4 separate regions of the Homo sapiens genome follow, and all the other regions are linked to region 4. A link is a loop called in an ENCODE intact Hi-C map of the cell type or tissue named here. Cell type or tissue: B cell. All regions are shown on one strand. Each heading gives the region's core, and the rest is flanking DNA. Links, peaks and the distances in the headings are about the cores only.

Region 1 (5,305 bases), core at 242-5,241, 270 kb after region 4:
AGCATTTCTAACTAAATTGGTCATTTTCTCACCTATTGGCAAAGGCAACAGGAAAAGAGGCTTATGAAAAACATAAAATACAGGAAACGTTTGCAGAAAAAAAAGAAAGTAAGAAGAGGTTTGCTGCTTTCAGAAAATGGTGTAGCGTCTGCAGATAAATAGGAGTTCAGAGCTACTAATCAACTATGAGGTTTCTGTCTTCTCTAGAAAGTAGAATGGTTTTTAAATTGGAAAATTTAAAACCAGCAACATAAAAGTTTGACAGCAGCTTATAACAGGGAAGAGGTTTTCAGAGCAGCTCCTGCTTAAATGAGTTCCAGCCTCTATGGTGGAATAGGAGGAAGTTTCAGGTAATTTGGGGTGTGGGTTAAGGGTGTAGGTTTTGGAATCAAACAGACCTGGGTTTGAATTTGCTCCACTGCTTATTACCTGTATGGTTTTGGGAAGTACTTAATCCCTCTGATCCTCAGTTTCCTCATCTGTAAAATAGGGATAATAATACATATTGGGTTGCTGCAAGCATTGGAAGGGAGCAGAGTCTAGTAAGGAAGGTATATTTATTCAGCGATAGCTTTAACAATTATCCCAGAATGCTGAATCGGTGTCACTAACATTTGCATAACGCTTTTTAATTTATAGATTTTTTATATGCATTATTGCATTTAAGTTTCACTGCAACAGTGAGAAGTCAGATTTTTTAAGTTCATTTTATAGATGAGAAAATAGAGATGTAGAGAAGTTGTGGTTTTCTCCCCAGCACCCTCAACCTGCCCCACCAGGCTGTGAAACTGATTCTTGATCAACAGTGGCAAAGTCCGATGCACTCTCTGTTCTTTTTAAGAGTTAATATCAGTACTTTTTGAAAAATCAAGGAGCAGAGGAAAGATGCCAGAAGTCTTGAGAAGCAAATCTGTTCTAACTTTCCAATTAAAGAAAGGAAGGATTTGTAAACCGGATAGTGAGACTTATGTTGATCCCAGAAAAATTTGAGAATGATTTTTTTAAAGTATGTGATTTGTAAGCATTTCAAAAATAACAAATGGGACAAAGTCAAAAAAGAAAAGTCCTGCCAAGTTAGCTTCATTGTCTTTTTTTAAAAAGGATCAGCATTAGGTAAATAGCTTAGGAATGATTTAGCATTTGAAAGGGCTGCCTATTATTCTTTTTCAATAAAATAATGAAAAATCAACTGTATGTTAGCACTTTAGTTGGGGGTAAGAATGATAATCTTACACTTTAATGAAAGTGAATATAATATGAAAATTTTTTTTACTGATATGCTCTTCTCTGGCCTCCACAAGTCTGTGGGGCAGGTAGGAGTGTTTCATTTAGTTGAAAAAAAGTAAAGAAAAGAAAGAAAAACAACTCAGAAAATAAGTCCTCACAGCACTATTCAAAACAGCAAGACCTGGAATCAACCTGAATCCCCATAAATAGGAGATTGGATAAAGAAAATGTGGTACGTATAACCCACAGAATACTATACAGCCATAAAAAAGAACAAAATCATGTCCTTTGCAGTAATATGGATGCAGCTGGAGGCCATTATCCTAAGTGAATTAACACAGAAACAGAAAACCAAATACCACATGTTCTCACTTATAAGTGAGTGCTAAACTTTGATTGCACATGAACACAAAGAAGGGAACAAAAGACACCAGGACCCACTTCAGGATGGAGGGTGGGAGAAGGGTGAGGCTTGAAAAACTACCCATCGGGTAGTATGCTCACTACCTGGGTGACGATATATCTGTACACCAAACCTCCGTGACATGCAATTTATCCATGTAACAAAACTGCACGTAAACCCCTAGATCCTAAAATAAAAACTGGAAGGAATTAAAAGAAAGAGACTAAGGAGACATGACAATTAAATGCAATATGTGGTTTTGAATTGGAATAGTTTCAATAAAGAACGTATTTAGAGAACTGGCAAAACTTAAATGGGATCTCAGGATTAAAATGGAATAACAATGCTTCCTGATTTTGATGGTTTTGTGGCTAACACAGGAGAATACTCTTGTTGGTAGGAAATACTAAAGTATTGAGGGTGATGGGACATCACGTTGGCTCTTAACTCTTAATTCAGGAAAAATGCTATTTGTGCTGCACTTGCAATTTTTCTATAAGATTGTCTCAAAATTTAAAACAAGATGTAAGAAAATCTAACTGGGATAAATAAAAGATATTTTATTTAAAAATCCATTTTTTACACGTCAGCTATATAAGACTACATAAATGGATCTGAGAAGTTGAATATATCAGACTACAAATTTAATAAAAAGCAAGAGACAAATGAGAGCTATAGTTGTAATTAATCTATATAAAGGCAGTGTGCAAATTCTGACGAGTAATAATCCCATTATGTTAATTAGAACACATCTGAAAAATAGTATTCAATATTTAAGCATGTTCCCCTAATATATGCACGTTTACTTATTTATAAATTACACTCATGCATACTGTATTAATTTAGGAACATTATAAAACTTACACAGAATAGAAATTAAAGGGGATGAGATAAAAATAAATGTAAGTAGAATTTCTTTTATTTCTTTTTGCATCCCAATGAATCATCTTGCATTACCCTTTGGTGTATGTATTCCAATTTGGAGACCACTGGTATAGAAAGTGGATTTTAGAAAGATGAGAATTGAAACACAGATTGTTTAGAAAAGAATTTTTCTAAACAATCTCTTCTAATTGTTTAGAAGAGATTGTTTAGAGATTGTTTAGATTTGTCTAGGTCAAAGATGATGGTGGCTTGGACTACCATCTAGTGGCAGTAAAAATGGAAAGAGGTAGATGGATGAAATGTATATTTAGATTTAGAACTGATAGGACTAAATCAGTGAGAGAAGTACAGAAGGAGTGGAAAAAAAAAGAATTAGGAATGATTTCTAGATTTGTTGCTTTTATAACCTGGAGAGTGGTGGATAGTTCAACTCCTCTCTGTTTTATTTCAAAGCATAGAATTAGGACTAATGGTCAATATTATAAAGAGGCTGATTTCAACCCATTGTGGAAAATAACATTCTAAAAAAGAAAATAAACAAACAAAAAAATAGTAAACAGGCTAGATAAGCATTTGCCAAGGATTTTGTAAAAGGGATTCCTGAATTGGAAACGAAGTGCTAGATGACCTCTAATATGGTTTGGCTGTGCCCCCACCCAAATCTCATCTGAACTGTAGTTCCCATAATCCCCACATGTCGTGAGAGGGACCTGGTGAGAGGTAATTGAATCATGGGGGCAGTTTTCCTCATGCTATTCTCGTGATAGTAAGTTCTCATGAGATCCCATGATTTCATAAGGTGCTTCCCCTTTCGGTTGGCTCTCATTTCTCTCTCCTACCGCCATGTGAAGAAGGATGTGTTTGCTTTCCCTTCTGCCATGTTTGTTAAGTTTCCTCAGGCCTCCCCAGCCTTGTGAAACTGTGAGTCAATTAAACCTCTTTTCTTTATAAAGTACCCAGCCTCAGGTATATCCTTAGAGCAGCATGAGAACAGAGTACTACACCTCTAAGCTTCTTCCTAACTATAAGAATCCATGAGTCAAAGACTACTGCTCAATGTGTCAGTAAAGCGTCTCCATTTAACATCAGAACAGCTTCACAGTACCAAGTTTATAATATCATTTACAGATATTTCATAGGGAAGATTCCACAAACATCGATTATATATTTAACATTTATTTGTATAATATGAAATTAGTTTAAAAATAGATTTTTCATATAATATATTCCAAATGCTTGTATTACCTTGGCTAAAAAATAAAATAATTTTGAAATTTAGTAAGTTTTTTTGTCACAGTCTGGCTACCATGTGAAGAAAATTCCACATGAATAATAGTAAACCTAGAGTTGTTGCCAAATCTGTTAAAAGCAATCACCATCATTCTCACTTTACTGCCAACTTAAAAGAAAAATGCTAAGTAGACCTTTCAGCTTGGCATTAGAATATGTGAAGGTATATAATTTTTTGTATTAATTTGTATTACTGGGTGCTGGATACTATAGTCTATGAATTCTTCTTTGTCTGAAAATATTGTCTAAGATGTTATTGTTTTAACCTAATTACATATTTAATGTACTCTTGTAAGTGGGATAAAATATGAATACTAATACTTTTATGCAGACTTTAAAGTCCAGAATGGTTAGCGAGTAAAAAATAGGCCAATAGTGGAGTAGAAATTCATATTTTGAAGGGAAGGAAATAAATGCAAGAGACTGTAGTTTACAAATCAAATATCACTTGGATATTTATGTAGGAAGAATATAACTAATTTTCCATATTCTGAAAGGTGTTTGCTTATGACTGCCTTCCAAAAGACTCTCTTGTCTATAAATAAATTCTATTTATGGGCCTTAATTTTATCTTTCAGTTAATTATATCTTCTGGAAAGGGGTGAAAGTGGGGCGGGCTGTGGCAACAAATATATGCCTAGTTGTTTAATCTCATGAATAAGTGAATTAATTGCTTGTTTAACACTCCTTCTCCTACACTGTGCTAGCTTTGGGGATTACAACAGGTGAATAAGATGGTCTCTGCTCTCAAGGAACTCAGTATAATTGGAGAAACAGACAAGCCATTAGAGGATTATTATGACAGGACTAAGTGTTAGAGTAGAGAACCACAGCATTTTATAAGTGCTCATAGTAGAGTCAGGACACCTCTCAGAAGGGGCCATGTTTCATTTGAGTTTCAGTGCATTCAGGAGTATCTGGGTGAGTGTGGAATGAAAGCAGGTAGTGCAAGCAGCTGAAACGACTTGGACAAAAGAGCATTCACAAGGGAAGGTGAATCTGAGATGATTTTTGCAGCAGGAGGAGCCATCCAGGTGAAGAGTTGAAGGGAAGACAAAGTGTTTCAGTGAGAGAAGCAGAATGTTTGAATGCAAAAAGTGAGAGAGAATTTGGGTCTCTGTAGATCAACAATTTAGAATATTAGAATATAAGGGGAGAGATTCAGACATATCTTGACTAGTCTATAGAGGTAAGTAGGTGCTCAATGACAGGGTGCTGTATTAGAGGATAGAGCTGTACTAAGGTTTTCTTACTTAATGTGAAGGTCACAGGAAGTCACAGAATACTTTTGAAAAGAGAATGACACAATCGAAGCTTTGCGTTGGAAAAATCAACTCTGGTTGTAGTGTGAAGAATGGATTGGAGTGGAACAAGACCTAGGCAGGGAGAAGTGGCCTAATCTAAGAGATAGAGGATGATATCCAAGACTGAGATTTGTTACAGTGAGGATGCAGTAAAGGGAAGATTAGATATTATAAAGAGAGACATTTGATAGGGTTA
Region 2 (5,305 bases), core at 164-5,163, 260 kb after region 4:
AGGTAACATCAGAAAAGAAAATAAAAATGATTAAATTAAATTCAAAGAAGTTGTCTGTTAAAGCAGACATGATTCCATTATAAAACTGTATCAGGTGGGGCACCAGGGCTCACACCTGTTATCCCAGCATTTTGGGAGGCTGAGGCGGGTGGATCACCTGAGGTCAGGAGTTTGAGACCAGCCTGGTCAACATGGTGAAACCGTGTCTCTACTAAAAATACAAAAAATTAGCTGGGCATGGTGGTGGGTGCCTGCAATCCCAGCTACCTGGGAGGCTGAGGCAGGAGAATTACTTGAACCTGGGAGGCAGAGGTTGCAGTGGCTGAGATTGCATCATTGCACTCCAGCCTGGGCAACAAAAGTGAAATTCCGTAAAAAAAAAAAAAAAAAAAAAAAAAAAACCAAAAAACAGAAACTGTATTAGTTCGTTCTTACACTCCTATGAAGAAATACCCTAAACAGGATAATTTATAAAGGAAAGAGGTTTAATTGATTCACAGTTCTGCAGGGCTGGGGAAGCCTCAGAAACTTACAATCATTGCAGAAGGGGAAGCAAACATGTCCTTCTTCGCATGGCAGCAGCAAGGAGAAGTGCAGAGCAAAGTTGGGGGGAAAGCTTTTTATAAAGCCATCAGATCTCATGAGAATTCACTCACTATCATGAGAACAGCATGGAGGTAACTGCCACCATGATTCAATTACCTCCCACCCGATCCCTTCCGTGACACATGGGGATTATGGGAACTACAATTCAAGATGAGATTTGGGTGGAGACACAGCCAAACCATATAAAAAACGGAAAAAGCTCAAATTAAAAAGTGGTTGGGGCTTCCAAGGTGGCTGAATAGGAACAGCTCCAGTCTGCAGCTCCCAGCGAGATCGACATAGAAGACGGGTGATTTCTGCGTTTCCAACTGGAAACAGTGGGAGCTCATTTTTTTCTGGTTGCTTGTGTAAGGCGGCTTTTGACTCAAGGTCTCACAGCAGTCTATGCTCTGGATGCTTCTCTAGTTTATTAGCATGTGGAGACGGGATATCTTCCAGGCATACAATGATTCTACTTCTATTAGGTTTCTTTCAGTATGAGGAAACACATTGTCTTCAGAGGACACCGCATTCCACCGAAAGCTGCACTTTCTCTGGAAAGTTCTTTCTGAGCTGAAATTTGACTCCCAGTAACTTTAATTAGTCACCTATAGCAGTTTTAAAAACATTTTAATCTACTCATGAGCTTTAATGACTTTAAGCTAATGCCTCTTATACAGTAATGTGTTTAACATGATATGTTTAAATATGTCTGTTAGCAATTGTACTTTTATTAACTATGGTAAATAAGAATAATATATTTCTATTATTAGCAATAATAGTCTATCATAATTTGCACTTAGGTACTTATCATTTTATATTTTTATAAACACTTAGGTACAGCAACTTCCCTGGCTTTGAGTCTCTCCAGGCTGGAGAATAAGTGTGAGGTATTGAGAGGAGAGAAGTAAGGTTGAACTCATCATTTGATTGATTTCAGGCTTTTTATTCTTTGTTGCTCTGTTAACCACCTACAGCCAAAGGATGAGGTTAGTCTCAGGTGGGACTCAGATGGGATGCATCAAGCTCGAGGGGATCAGTGACATTTATTTTTAAACATTATGATTTGTGAAAAATCAATTTTGCCTTTTGCTGCCTTGTTTTGATTTAGTCCAACTCTCTCTTTTTGTAGAAAACTAAGCCTCTGTACAAATGGCTGGTCTAAGAGCACCACAGCTTTCCTGCAAAGCTGTCATTTTTCTCATCTTAAAAAAACCCTGAAAAACCTGGTCTGACTAATAAAACACTGGTGTTTTGTTATTGTTGTTTTTCTCTGTAGAGGATACACACCAGCAACATGAAGCCTCTAGCTTCCTATTTTGGTTTCTCTTATATATCAAGATTGCCTGTTTGATCTGGAGAAAGGGAGCAAAATAAATGAAATGAAGTTATTGATGTTTTTATGTAATTGGCATTTTCTCTCTTTTCACACACAATTATATGGAGTTCATTCTGTAATACTGGCTTAATCCCTGCTACTAGAGAATTTCAAAGACAACTCATGCTGTGAAAGTGAGGTGAGAGCTAGGTGAATGACTAAAATAGGACAAATTTGACTCTATTGCTATTATTTATAAGAGCTATAGTAGAATCGTATCTTGAAGGATACTTCAAAGTTCTCTAAAGAAAAAATAAATAATAATAGGAACACTACTAACAGTACATTTTCTAGGATAAAGGCACGTTAGATCATTTGAGAATAGTTAATTGAAATGACAGACTTTAGAAGTCAGGTTTCAGAAATGTATAGACAATGCTTTTTAGTGTAAAAGAAAAGACAGCAACTACCAGGTAAATTTTCAAGGATTTATTTGGCAGTATTTCATGAGCATGTACAGCATGCAAATAAGCTAATAAAATGCTTCAACTCAGTAAACAGCTGCTTACAAAGGGATTTTAAAGATAAATGTCAAAAGAGAAAGATGCTTTAAAGGTTAAATAAATCGTGGAGTAAATTAGCATTAATAACAAGTTATAAGGAAATTAGAACATTTTTCACAGTGTTCACTGTTTCATAATGAACTGATCACAACAAATAAATCTTGATGAAAAGCAAGATTTATTTATGAATTGTAAAGAAAACAGAATAATTTATAGTAGAAATAATGGTCAAAAGGTGATTAGAGGGAAAAGGAGAAATATAGTATATTAATAACCTGAAGTTCATTAAAATTTTTACTTTGTTTTTATTAAGAATGAGTAGGCAAAATTTACAAGTGAAGTTAGATAACAAATAGCTATTATTTCTTCAAAGTCAGTTATCTTAAGACAATTAAAAATAATTCAAGGCCGGGCGCGGTGGCTCACGCCTGTAATCCCAGCACTTTGGGAGGCCGAGGCGGGTGGATCATGAGGTCAGGAGATCGAGACCATCCTGGCTAACAAGGTGAAACCCCGTCTCTACTAAAAATACAAAAAATTAGCCGGGCACGGTGGCGGGCGCCTGTAGTCCCAGCTACTCGGGAGGCTGAGGCAGGAGAATGGCGTGAACCCGGGAAGCGGAGCTTGCAGTGAGCCGAGATTGCGCCACTGCAGTCCGCAGTCCGGCCTGGGCGACAGAGCGAGACTCCGTCTCAAAAAAAAAAAAAAAAAAATAATAATAATAATTCAAAATATATGCTACAAAAATTCTCCCATAACACAGTGTTAATTAGGTAATATGACAAATGCATCAACACCTTAAAATTAGTGGAATATGATTTAATAAACTACTTTTTGCTTGAAAGGATTAGTGTAGTTTGATAGAAAACAGTGCTACATCTCTTTATTCACAAGTATTTAAATTTTATATTAATTTTACTTACAAAAATGATCATGTATATAAAATAGGAAAAATGCAGGCAATCAGAAAATGATATTCACTAATATAACTCATAATTCACAAAGCACAGCCTTGTATATTATTTTATTGTGCAGGGTAGTAACATGAATTCACTTAAAACAAATTGGCATCCTGTCAGTATATGCCTTTTTCCACTAGGAAACATAACAAGACAAATGTTTGAGCTGCAAACACATTTTCTTATTTAATAGCCACTAACAGCCATAATTAGTTCTTGGAAACTGTAATCCAATCAAGTGTGATTATAATTAAATATATACACACAAAGATAATTATGAATCTTTCTGGCAATAGTAAATAAAGTTATCTATTGTTGAAATATGATCACTATTTTTGACTATTGGTAAAAGTATTAATTTCTGGTCAACAGTCATTTTCACTCTTAGATTAGGTTGGAATATAAGTGGCTATGTGGAAATATGCATCCTAGTATAAAAGTTTGCCCAAAGATTTGTTTAATGATAGGTACAGAGACTCTAATTTATTAATTTCAACATATGAGTTTGGTTTTTAAAAATATTAAAGAGATTATAATTACTGAACGAGGGAGGAGGGAAAATAAAGATGACAAAGAGAAAAGAGCCAGAGAAGCAGGGAGAGGTGAATAGGCAGAGGAAATAGGGATGGGGTGGAGTGGAGCAACGCAGAGACAGACAAGGATAGTCACTGCAAAGATAAGAACAATAGAGAAGAATTCAAGGGGAATAATGTTACCTCCATAGAAGACCCTATAATCAGAAAGCCATAAATATGGGACCAACTATTTTTTAATTTATTTGATAGGAATTGAGGTTAGACTGTAATATTGGACATGACTCAATTCTGAATTCAATGCATATGCAGATTTTATTGCACTTACCATTCAATATGATTATTCACATCACCTTTGTTTCATAATTTAATTTTAAAAAACTGGATTTGAACTATTAAAAATTATAAAATTAATTACATTCAGCTTCAACCTGTTGAAACAAACCTGTTAGCATGACCCCTGCTGGTAGTCATCTAAACATGTATTGGGGTTGGATATTTAGGTCCCAGGAATTTCTGCATGTTGGTTAATATGATTTAAAAAAAAAAAGAAAAAGAAACATAGAGTGGGTAAATTAGGCCTTTTTGTTCTGTGTTTCATGTTAATTGTGTGCAAGACACTCTGCTAGGCATGTATTAGTTTTATTCCTGGATTTGGGCAAATATCTGGGAGTGGAATTGCTATGTCATATATGTATATATATATGTATATATATATGTGTATATATATGTATATATATGTGTATATATATGTATATATATATGTGTATATATATGTATATATATAGACGTATATATATATGTGTATATATATATATGTGTGTGTGTGTGTATATATATATATATATATATATATATATATATATATATATACACTCCGGTAGTGGTGAGAAGTATAACAAACACAGGGAAGTACATAAACTCTAGCTATATAGCTTAATGAATTTTAGAAAACTGAACATATACCCACAAGCAGCACGGAGATAAAAACATTAGCAGAACCCCAGAAGCCCCACTTGTGCCCCTTCTAGTAACCCCTCAACACGTTCCCCTCAATAGAATAACACTCCATTATATGAGAATATCACAATTTATTTACTCATTCTCTTGCTGATGAATAATTGAGGGTGCTTTTCAGTGTTAGGATACTATAAATAGTGCTTCTATGAATTATACCTTCACATAACTTTTGGTGAATATCTATACAAGCATTTCTCCAGGGTATATTCCTAGGAATGAAATTTCTGGGTTATAGGGATATAAATGTTAAACTTTCATTGATACAGCCAAAACGTTTTCTGGTGTGGTTATATTAGTTTACACTCTCACCAACACTCCCACTCAGTT
Region 3 (5,305 bases), core at 104-5,103, 71 kb before region 4:
TGAATGCCTGCAAAATTACAAACTCTTTATTCACACTTAGTAGTAGCTTTGTCACTATTCAACAATACAACAAGATAATCTTTAGCTGTGGACTTAAAAATAAAATGCATTCTGGCCGGGCACAGTGGCTCACACCTGTAATCCCAGCTCTTTTGGGAGGCCAAGGCAGGTAGATACACTCAGGAGTTCGAGGCCAGGCTAGCCAACATGGTGAAACCCTGTCTCTACTAAAAATACAAAAGTTAGCTGGGCCTGGTGGTGGGTGCCTGTAATCTCAGCTGCTCAGGAGGCTGAGGCAGGACAATTGCTTGAACCTGGTAGGTGGAGGTTGCAGTGAGCCGAGATCACGCCATTGCACTCCAGCCTGAATGACAAAAGCAAAACTCCATCTCAAAAAAACAAAAAAACAAAATAAAATGCATTCTTACACACATAATAAACACAGTATTTGTAGGCATCATTACTGACAAATGTTAAGTTACTACAATGCAAACCAGGCACTCTAGATCTGGGTACTGAAAGCCATTTAATGTGTGGGTTTTCTTTCATTGAGAGCTTTCTTTCACTTTGTCTCTCATAGAATCCTCACTTTTGGTTCTTCCTATATTTTCTTTCCCCACTCCCTCCCTCTGGTTCTATAGGGAAGGGCGTGTTGCCAAGGTACTGAACCATTTTGCTGGACCCTAAGAAGGAAATGAGGATGTTTCAGTGTTTCCAACTCTAAGATAGTGGTTCAATGGGTAGTTTGGTGGATGGTGCTATCCCACAGATTTCTAATACTGGAGAAGGAAAGGTAATTTTCTTGGAGGCACTTCTTGGGATCAATGGGAGAAGTGATGACAGAATACAATTATTTTTAGTTGATCACCTGGAGACTATCTATTTAGCCACATTATTCAAGTCTGGAGTGTATCTGTACTCAACTATTGTGTTAAGAACAGTACAAATAAACAACTTCGGCACAGTATCCTATCCCACCCAAATATACTTCATGTCGAGATTTATGTTTCACTTAAGCAAATTTTAATGGTAGGAAGCTTCAGAAAAGGGGAAGAGGGAACTTAGTGAAAAATATTACAGACTGATAGTGTTGAAGGAAGCTAACCTAGAATTTAAAAAATCCTTAGAGAATCTATGAAATAGAGACTCTTGATGGAGATAACTAGTTTCTTTTAAACTCTCATTTGTGACTATTAAATGTCTACTTTTCCATTTATAAAATGTTCCCTATATTAAGAGTTTTTATACTGAAGCAATTTTACTAGGTTCATTTGCATACGCATACTTAAAGCTCAGTTTCAAGGTATCAGTGACCTCCTCCTTGGAAAGCTAACACTGATTGGCCTAGAGTACATAGTTTCAGGCCTTTACCATGACATGCATGGACCTCCATAACGTGGCACACTCTTACTGAGCTCTCTCCCTTTTTAATTCCACACCAATTACCTTGAACTTTGGTTAGTTGCCTATTTCACCAAGCATTTTTAATGTAATTCCTTGCTGGTAACGCCTAGCTAGGCAATCTTGATTTAATTTTCCATGAGCTTATACATTCTTCAAGAAAGAGCCCAAGTTTCCTCCAGAAATACTTCTCTGAAATCCACCCACTGTGCTTTCACAGCATACTGTGCTTGTTTGATTTAAATTTCACACCGAGACCATCTGCTTATATACCCATATCTCCTACTAAACCTCAAGATAAGGAAAGGCAAGGACCATGTCTTACTTATTTTTGGTATCCCTTGAACCTAACATGAGCCTAACACATTGCCTGAGACATATTAGCAGCTCAATCAACATTAATTGAATTGAACAGTATGCGAAAGGGAAGATGCAATATGAAATCAGTTAAAAAAGGGAAGTGGAACTACGGGTATTTTTTATTATTAACATTTTCCTTTAAAAGGAGGATTTAAAACTCCTATTCTTCTAGTCATTTGCATATTTATTCTTTTAACAAGTATATACCAAGTGTCCATGTATTAGAGCCTATATTAGATGAGGAATATGATGGCCCCTAAATTTTAAAAAATACTCAGAAAATACAAAATGTAATAGGACATCAACGGATATAACAGATATCCATGTGATACATAAAGGATATCAATTCAAATTTTCAAAGCATACATGCTTGGCTATTACTACAGATAAGTCAGTTGAAACATCAAATGAAAGCAGTTAAGTCAGTTCAAAGAGTCTTCAGAAAAAATAATAACATTTAACCACAGGATGTGGTCAATCTCCTGTCAGACCACAAATAGTCACCAGCTGCAGATAAGTCTATGATTAGAAATGTTTTCAGCCAGCACCACAGTGTATTGGTTTGTGAAAGAGAACAGGCAAGGTAGGGGGTTGGTGATTAGAAGTGAAGCTGGGTGGCCATGATCCTATAAATTTACCCATTACAACAAATTAAAGAGGGCTTATTCAAAGGGCTGTACAATACCTCTCTATTTTGGCTGCCAAATGCTTAGAAGAGTTACTTTCACGCAGAAGTCAAAAAAAAGGCTGGCCATGGTGGCTCACGCCTGTAATCCCAGCACTTTGGGAGGCCAAGGCGGGTGGATCAGTTGAGGCCAGGAGTTCAAGAACAGCCTGGCCCACATGGTGAAACCCCGTCTCTACCAAAAATACAAAAATCAGCTGGGCGTGGTGGTGCATGCCGGTAATCCCAGCTACTCAGGAGGTTGAGGTAGGAGAATCGCTCGACCCCGGGAGGCAGAGGTTGCAGTGAGCCGAGATCATGCCACTGCACTCCAGCCTGGGAGACACAGTGAGACTCTGTCTCAAAAAAAAAAAAAAAAGAAGTCACACAAAAAAAACGAATAATTGAACACACGTGTGCAAGATAAGATGCCATAGATCATAATCTTTGCCACCCAGATGACAGAATCACCTTAATTTGAGGTTTAAATCACTTTTGGGAATGTTGAAACATGGAGAAAAGACAGAAAACTAGGATAAATTCACTTTCCTGGCCTTTTCTGAACTCAACAGTCTGCTTTCCTACAGAATAGAAAAAAAATTAGTAGAGGCTATTAATGAGTTCAGAGTTTAGATGCACTTTTGGAAGATTTTGTGGTGTTATTTGATATTCTAAAATAACAATCAGAATTTCTACATATTTTCATCATTGTAAAATGTTTTACTTTCTATTATTTATTCTGTGAAGTTATTATTTTTTCTTTTCAATATTATCTTCAGTTGCCACTAAGAATAGGAGAGTTTCATGCTAAAGGGGGAAGGCTGAAGAGAAGAAACGTCTCTCCCTTTTTCACAATGGAAAGTAGCAAAAGAGACTGTTTTCTGACTGTGAATCAGCTTAGTAATACTGGTCCAGTTCAAAGAGCAGGAATCCCCTTCTTTTAAAAACCATGTATCTTCCTAAAGCTCTGAATGTTCAATTCTTTGTACTTTTGCAATATATGTGTAGAGTTCAGTCATTTTTAAAAGTCCAATTTACCTTTTGAAGATGAAACATAAGTTTTCTCCTCTACTGCTCTCACCTATGCCCAAATCATTGTCATTTTTTTTCTTTGACTCCTCCAATATCCATTTTCCTCCACTTCCATTCTGCCCTCCTATAATCCCTTGCCACACTGCAGCAAGAGAGAGCTTTGTATAATGAAATCGGATTATTTCATATTTCCGATCTTTAAATCTTCCAACACCTTTCTAGAACACACAGCATAATATCTAAATTCCTCTTTCTGGCCTACAAGGCCTTTGAGCTCTGGCCCACACCTATCTCATGTATTATTTCATATCCTTGCACCCTAGGACTTGGGATGTTTCATGCCACACTGGCCTTTGTTCTGCTCCTCATTGAAGCCACATTTTCTCAGGGCTGTACCCATTGTTCACACTGAGTGGAATATCTACTCACAGATCTTCTCAACATTTAGGTTCTTCTCCTGAAACATCATAGCAACCATTCCCGATCACCCTCTAAATCAGCCATCAGCCCCTAGTTACGCACCAAATATCACCCTGTTTTCTTCATAGCACTAGAACTAAAATGATTTGCTGGGTTTCTTTGGTCATTTACTCATTATCCATCCCCTCCTCCTTCAACTACTACAATGTCAGTTCTGTCTTGTCCATTACTGTATTCCAGGACTTGGCAGAGTATATGCATATAGCAGGCATGCAATAAACGTCTACTGACTGAATTACTTAAAAAAAATCAGATGCACTAACACTGAGATCAAACAACCAAAAAAGCAGACTAGAGTCAAGCCGTGAACATTATACATGTTCAGACCCCAAACATAACAACTGAGATCTTTTTTTTCTTTTCTTTTCCTTTTTTTTTTTTTTTTTGAGATGGAGTCTCGCTCTGTCACCCAGGCTGTAGCACAGTGGTGCAATCTTGGCTCACTGTAACCTCTGCCTCCTGGGTTCAAGCAATTCTCCTGCCTCAGCCTACCCAGTAGCTGGGATTACAGGCACCCGCCACCAAGCCTGGCTAATTTTTGTATTTTCAGTAGAGACGGGGTTTCACCATGTTGCCCAGGCTGCTCTCGATCTCCTGACCTCAGCTGATCTGCCTGCCGCAGCCTCCCAAAGTGCAGGGATTACAGGTGTGAGCCACTGCACCCGGCCAGCTGAGATCTTTTGATCTGACATCTATGATCCTGTTATACAGGGGGAAATCTTAGATCCCCACATAAAATTTTACATTTCTAAGCTTTATAATTCTTATAAAACTATATAAAATAGTCTGATTTTTCAGGTATCTCAAAGCAAATATGGATGAAATTTGAAATTGGTTAAAATGACAAGCATGGAAGTTAGTCACCTTATGTTAGAACAACTGTCTTTGATACTTAGCTATTTAGCTGTGTGACTCAGAAGAATAACTTAACTTCTCTGAACTTCAGTGTCCTAATCTATAAAATGGCTAAAACAAGTATCTAATAGTATTGATGTAAAATTAAAGAGCTAAAATAGTTGAAGAACATAACAGTGTCAGGTACACACTAGGTACCCAATAAACATTAGTTATAATTATTATTGCTTCAAAACAACGAGTCCTCCTTGGTTAATATACTGCAACCACATAACTAGACATCATTTTACCAGGTATTAGGTTTATTTACTTAGGAGAAGTAATTAACAATAGCTTGATACTTAAACCATAAGATTTATTAATAAAATCTGTCCACAGTGTATGTTCAGGGGTCTCTAGTTATTTTTTTATGGAAAAGTGATGTTTTTAAAATTGTGGCAAAATACACACACGATGAAATTTACTCCTTAAAAAATTCTTAAGGGCACAATTCAGTGGCATTAACCATAATGT
Region 4 (5,305 bases), core at 141-5,140:
CAATCCATCAGAGGGTTGAGCATCATGCCTGGCACAGGATTTACATTTGATAAATCTTTAGTAGTTGTTATAATTTGAAGAATTAGGTTCAAAAACTTACAACCACACAATAGTTGGAAAAAGCAGCATTATTGTGCATGTTTTATTAAAAATATTTCTGGAGAATGTCTTTACTTGCTTTTAAAAGACTTTTGTCACCTTTGCTTTTAAAAGACTTTTGTGCTTTTTAGCACAAGTAGATGGCATAGTCCAATCTGTAGTACAGTCCCACAAAACACTGAAAATCATTTCCCAACCTTCCAGGCTGTTGTTCACAAAAGAGCAGCCTTCCAGGTTTCCCTGTTCCTTCTCCCCTATTCTGATCCTGTACAGCTGTCTATATTTTCATTTACACGTTGTAGGGAATAGACAGTTTTGAATCATTCATAGCCCTGTCCACTGCTAGGTTCTGACATATTTATTCAGGCTTGTCTGGGAAACTGGAAAAGGTATCGACTTTATGGAGAGAGAGACCTCTTAGGCAAGAATTCTTTCAAAGCAAAGACAGAATTGGGCAATTAATACTGACCCACCAATAAAATGAAGAGCATGGTATTTTATCTATTTCTTTGGTAGGGAGAGAAAAGTAGGTAAGAAAAATCCAGAATTTAATGAGGAGAGGGAAAAAGCATTATTGAGCATAAAAGGACACAGAGTCCAATGCTGGCAGTCACAGGTCCAAGGAATGACATTTGTAAATCAATTACAAGCTGCTTTCACAGAAATAAGATACTCATTCAGTGTCTGCTTCCCTCAAAATTGCATATGACATTGAGGTAGAATTAGCACTAGAGCGTTTTTGTTTCTACATATTAATTTGACATCTATTTCTTGGGCATTGATTCTGTGCCAGGAGACTTTATAGGTATTGGAGAATCAAAAGTAAATAAACAGTCATGAAACAAAACCTCATGGAACTTACATTACTATCTATCTGTGAATGCAGCCAAGGCATTCCCCCAAGATCTGTCTAGAATACAGAGGTACCAAGGACTTGAACTTATAGGATCTTTGGAAGCCTAGAAGGCCAGACTCTCTTTACCTAAAATATGCATTACCTAGCCTTGTAATTATCTTCACAAAATAGTACACCAGCTCAACCCTGAAATATCAGAGCAAGGCGGCAATGTAATTTTTGTCCTATGAGAGGTTATCAACAAAAATGAGGGGTTAGCAAGTCACTTGGTGTCATAGGCAAATATTTATATAAAGATATAATTGATTGCTAATGCTGTATGCGAAAGCACTTTTTGCTGGGTTTTTACAATCTGACCTATGAGAAAGAAATAATCAAAATCATTCTTTCCTTTGATAAGAACTTATACTTCCTCCTGGTAAACAGGGTGTCCAAGTGTGCACATATTTATGCCCAAGCATTTCTGAATGTAGCTTACAGCCTAAATCCAACATATATTGTGTGATATATTATAATAATTTGACCAGTTATTATTAAGAACACAAGCCAAGTTAAGGTCTTTTCAAGCTCTAAAATCCTACAATTTGTGTGGGAAATTGTACTGCAATTAATGGGCACTGTAATAGATCCTTTATATATAGAATTTCTAATCCTTATAACAATGTGAAGTAGTCTTATTTCCAGCTTTACAGACTTATTTTCAGAAAAAGGAAGGAAAAGGAGCTTATTTCTGCAAAAACAGTACAATGGAGTATCCAGGACTCAAATACAAGTCCATTGTACTTGAAAGCTGGTACTTTCAAACTAGTCCCTGGCCTTCACAAATATGTTAGTATGTTAAATACTTGTACTTAACCCTTACAAGAAAATACAGTGGGCATAATGTGAATTAGGGAGTGGACAAATATAATAGTGGAGAAAATAAATATTCCCTGCTTATGCTTTCTAGTTGGTGCCTTTTTTGGTTTTAATGGGTAATCTGCATTTATGGTATATTGATAAAATTTGTAGTTTATCTGTAAAGGTTGAGAATGACCAATGTAGAAAGGATATGTTTTAGCAAATGCAAGTGCATATTGGACTGATAGCCTGCTGACAGGAGCTGTACAGCTATGCCTGTGGTTAAAGCAGGCATCTGCTTTGATTGGTTGGTTCTCAAGTCATACTGGTTATCAAATATTTTAAATAACATTCCTGTTGCATGCTGTCAACTTCTGATTTTATATTCCCAACCCTGAACTCTCTACCAGATTTCAGACTCACATCCAATGACGTCTTTGGCATCTCCAACTCAGGAGTCTAATAGGTATTCTAAAATTAATGTGCCGGTAACAAATCCTTTCATCTTCCCATCACAACATTCTACCTCACTCCCAGCTGTGTCCACCTCCACTGAGACAACTCTATCCTCACAGTTTCTCTGGATTTATCCTTGACCTCTCTCTGTCCATAATAACTCATATCCAATCCACCAGTACATTCAGCTCTACTTTCAAAGCACATCCTGCATCTGACCACTGTGTTCTATTTCCATTGCTGCTACCTCAATTCAAGCCACCGATTACTCCAACTGTCTCCTAGCAGGTCTTCCAGCCTCTGCTTTGGCCCTTGCAGTCCTCTTGCAGCATAGCAGCCAGAGTGATCCTCTTCAACCAGAAGTCAGATCAGCTCACTCCTCTCTTCAGAACTTGCTGAAGCCCTCCTATCCTTAATAATCTACTCGGACTGCCATAACAAAACACCATTAGACTGGTGGCTTACACAACATATTTATTTCTCACAGTTCCGGAGGCTGGGAAGTCCAAGATCAAGGTACAGGCAAATTTGGTTTCAGATGAAGACCTGCTTCCTGGCTTGCAGATAGATGGCCCCCTTGTCACTGTGAACTCAAATAGTGGAGAGAGAGCTCTAGTCACTTCCTCTTCTTATAAAAACACTCACGCTATCAAGGAGGTCCCATCTTCATGATCTCCTCTAAATCTAATTACCTCTAAAGGGCCCTATCTCTAAATACCATCACATTGGGGATTTGAACTTCAACATATGAATTGGGGAGGTGGGCACAAACATTCAGTCCATAACAATCCCACTCAGATGGAAAGTAAAGGTCTTCACAATGACCTAGGGCCCCTGCCCTACTTCCAGTCCCCTCACTCCACACCACACTATGCTGCATGGCCTGCAAGCTGCTCCCATCCTTGCCAGATAAACCCCCATCTCACTACCCCTTAGAGGCTCCTCCCTCAGGTATCTGCAAGGCATGCTCCCTGACTTCCTTCCACACTTGGCCCACTTACCATAATCTGACCACAATCTGACCACAATATGACAGGCTTTTTTTATTTGTTTATTCACAGCCCCTGTTCCCAGAATAGAAGCAGTATAAGGGCAAAGAATTTTGTCAGCTTTGCTTATTGATGTATCACAGGTGTACAGAAGAGTACCTAACATGACAGATATTAAAAAAGATTTGCTAAATGGATGAATAAATGTATGAGGACAATTTTGTAGGACACGTGTAATTCTAAATATACAATGATTTTCCTACAATTCTCAAAATAGTTCTATATTCAAAATGGAACATATCCCCCAATGTTTCATTTTGTTTTTCAAAATAATGTAAAATAAAATATATCAAATGGAATAAGAAAGTTGAGTGAGTGAGTCTAAGAGGGAGTTAAAGTCCCATTAGCAAGTTTCATAAACTTGTGAGTCCTTATCTTTCCTCCTGTGGTTTCATTTGTATTTGGTTTCAGAAATTCTCATCGAGGAAGCTAAATGCAATCTTTTGTTTTGGTTTGGGCACATAATCAAAAATTTTTAGCTGCAAGAAAACAGTAATCCAACTATTCAGGGGGTTTCCTTGAAATCTGTCCCTTAGAGATTTACTGTGGTATAAACTTGGATGTAAATTTCTATAAAATATCTACCTAGGAAGATATAATCTGAACTTTTTTCCTAGAAACTATAAAAGTACACATTTTTTTTTAATCCATAGGTTGGTTCCCAGGCCTCTACCATGCAGAGATAGGCTGCCTGGACATACCAGAGTTGAAATGTTTTTGAAATAATAATAAATACTAAATAATAATAAATACTAAATCTTTATACAGTTTCCAGGATTTGACACCAGTTTGTGGACCAAAAGCAAGAAAGAATAGCAGCCTTGTCCAAGCCCATCCTTAACCAAACATATAGCTCTCCATCCTCCTTCTCCCAAATATGGTATTACACATCCACTCATCTCTTAGTGCCTTCCAATTTGTAGCTTCAGAGCTGGCTCCCCTGATCACTCCTCTAATTTCTGAATCCTTTCTGAAGCTAAGAGCTAACAGTGCACTCAAATAATTCTGTGCATTTACCCATGCATAATATGAAGAAGCTAATTCAAGTGAAGAAAAGGGAAGGCTGACTGAGGTTAAAAACAATGGAGCTTGAACAGGAACACAGAAACAGCTCTGACTAGAAAGACAGGTGTGTGTGTGTATGTGTGTGTGTGTCAGAGACAGAAGGATAGAGACAGAGAGAGAGAAAATTTGAGAGTGGGAACCACAGAGCACAAGAAGAAAAATGAGATAGAGGTTTGGAGAATATGAGCCTGCGAACAATGAGAGAGGTAGGAGAAAGTATATTATTTTCTTTTCTGAGGTGTGATTCCCATAGAGAATATCTCCCTTGGGGGTAGGTTAGATACCTACGAGATGCAAAACACAATGTGCTCTCAGTTCTGCCAGGTACATATTTAAGAGAACAGTTTGGAGTTAAAGGTAGAATGCAGTTGGACCACTTTATAACCTTAGCAAAGCGGGGTTTAAGAAAATAATAGAGGAATTTCACTCTCAGCAAACAGGGACCTGTTTCGGTAATGCGAACTCATTAGGGCTATGCTCCTACTCAGCTTTTGTGCAAGCAACTCTAGATAAAGTGCTACTCAAATATCCCCCAAATCTGTCACCAACTTAATTCAGACACCAGAAAAAAACAAAAACTTAGAGAAACAGAGGTAGTCCAAAGACATGTTAGGGAGACAATTGTGGTAAGGTGGAATTTCTCATGTGAATTTAAAAGTTTATTTAAAAGTGAATGTAAAAATCTACTTCCTCCTCTTCCCAGGCAGCTAATAACCTAGCTTTATTGTTAATCAGAAAAAAATAATAAATATAAAAATGTAGGTTTGGCACGGTGGTTCACGCCTGTAATCCCAGCACTTTGGGAGGCCAAGGTGGGAAGATCACCTGAGGCCTGGAATTCGAGACCAGCCTGGGCAACATAGCGAAACTTTGCCTCTACCAAAAAAAAAAAAAAAATAGCCCGGTGTGGTGGTGTGCACCTGTAGCCCCAGCTTCTCAG

The links. A loop is a pair of places that touch in the nucleus more often than their neighbours do. Peaks named below come from ENCODE experiments on the same cell type or tissue, not always from the same donor. Only the 100,000 strongest peaks of a DNase experiment are listed, where the experiment ranks them.
Region 1: a loop joins it to region 4, with 5 times the contacts of the local background. A loop is called at or near these places in 9 of 110 quality-filtered maps.
Region 2: a loop joins it to region 4, with 5 times the contacts of the local background. A loop is called at or near these places in 9 of 110 quality-filtered maps.
Region 3: a loop joins it to region 4, with 6 times the contacts of the local background. A loop is called at or near these places in 7 of 110 quality-filtered maps.

Annotation. Positions count from the first base shown.
Region 1 is chr4:113,906,267-113,911,571 of GRCh38, forward strand. All of the region lies in intron 1 of ARSJ (arylsulfatase family member J), which reads right to left. Among named protein-coding and RNA genes, the nearest start is that of ARSJ, 71 kb to the right of the region's middle. In B cell, for the core only: a CTCF peak has its summit at 2,785 (motif pointing left); no DNase peak of the experiment used is centred there.
Region 2 is chr4:113,889,350-113,894,654 of GRCh38, forward strand. No RefSeq gene overlaps it. Among named protein-coding and RNA genes, the nearest start is that of ARSJ, 88 kb to the right of the region's middle. In B cell, for the core only: no CTCF peak of the experiment used is centred there; no DNase peak of the experiment used is centred there.
Region 3 is chr4:113,562,863-113,568,167 of GRCh38, forward strand. The region is part of intron 4 of CAMK2D (calcium/calmodulin dependent protein kinase II delta); the gene reads right to left. Among named protein-coding and RNA genes, the nearest start is that of CAMK2D, 200 kb to the right of the region's middle. In B cell, for the core only: no CTCF peak of the experiment used is centred there; DNase peaks (open chromatin) are centred at 1,029, 2,219 and 2,929; H3K4me3 peaks cover 2,456 bases; H3K27ac peaks cover 4,200 bases.
Region 4 is chr4:113,633,835-113,639,139 of GRCh38, forward strand. All of the region lies in intron 3 of CAMK2D (calcium/calmodulin dependent protein kinase II delta), which reads right to left. Among named protein-coding and RNA genes, the nearest start is that of CAMK2D, 130 kb to the right of the region's middle. In B cell, for the core only: a CTCF peak has its summit at 2,810; DNase peaks (open chromatin) are centred at 2,857 and 4,407; H3K4me3 peaks cover 2,710 bases; H3K27ac peaks cover 4,619 bases.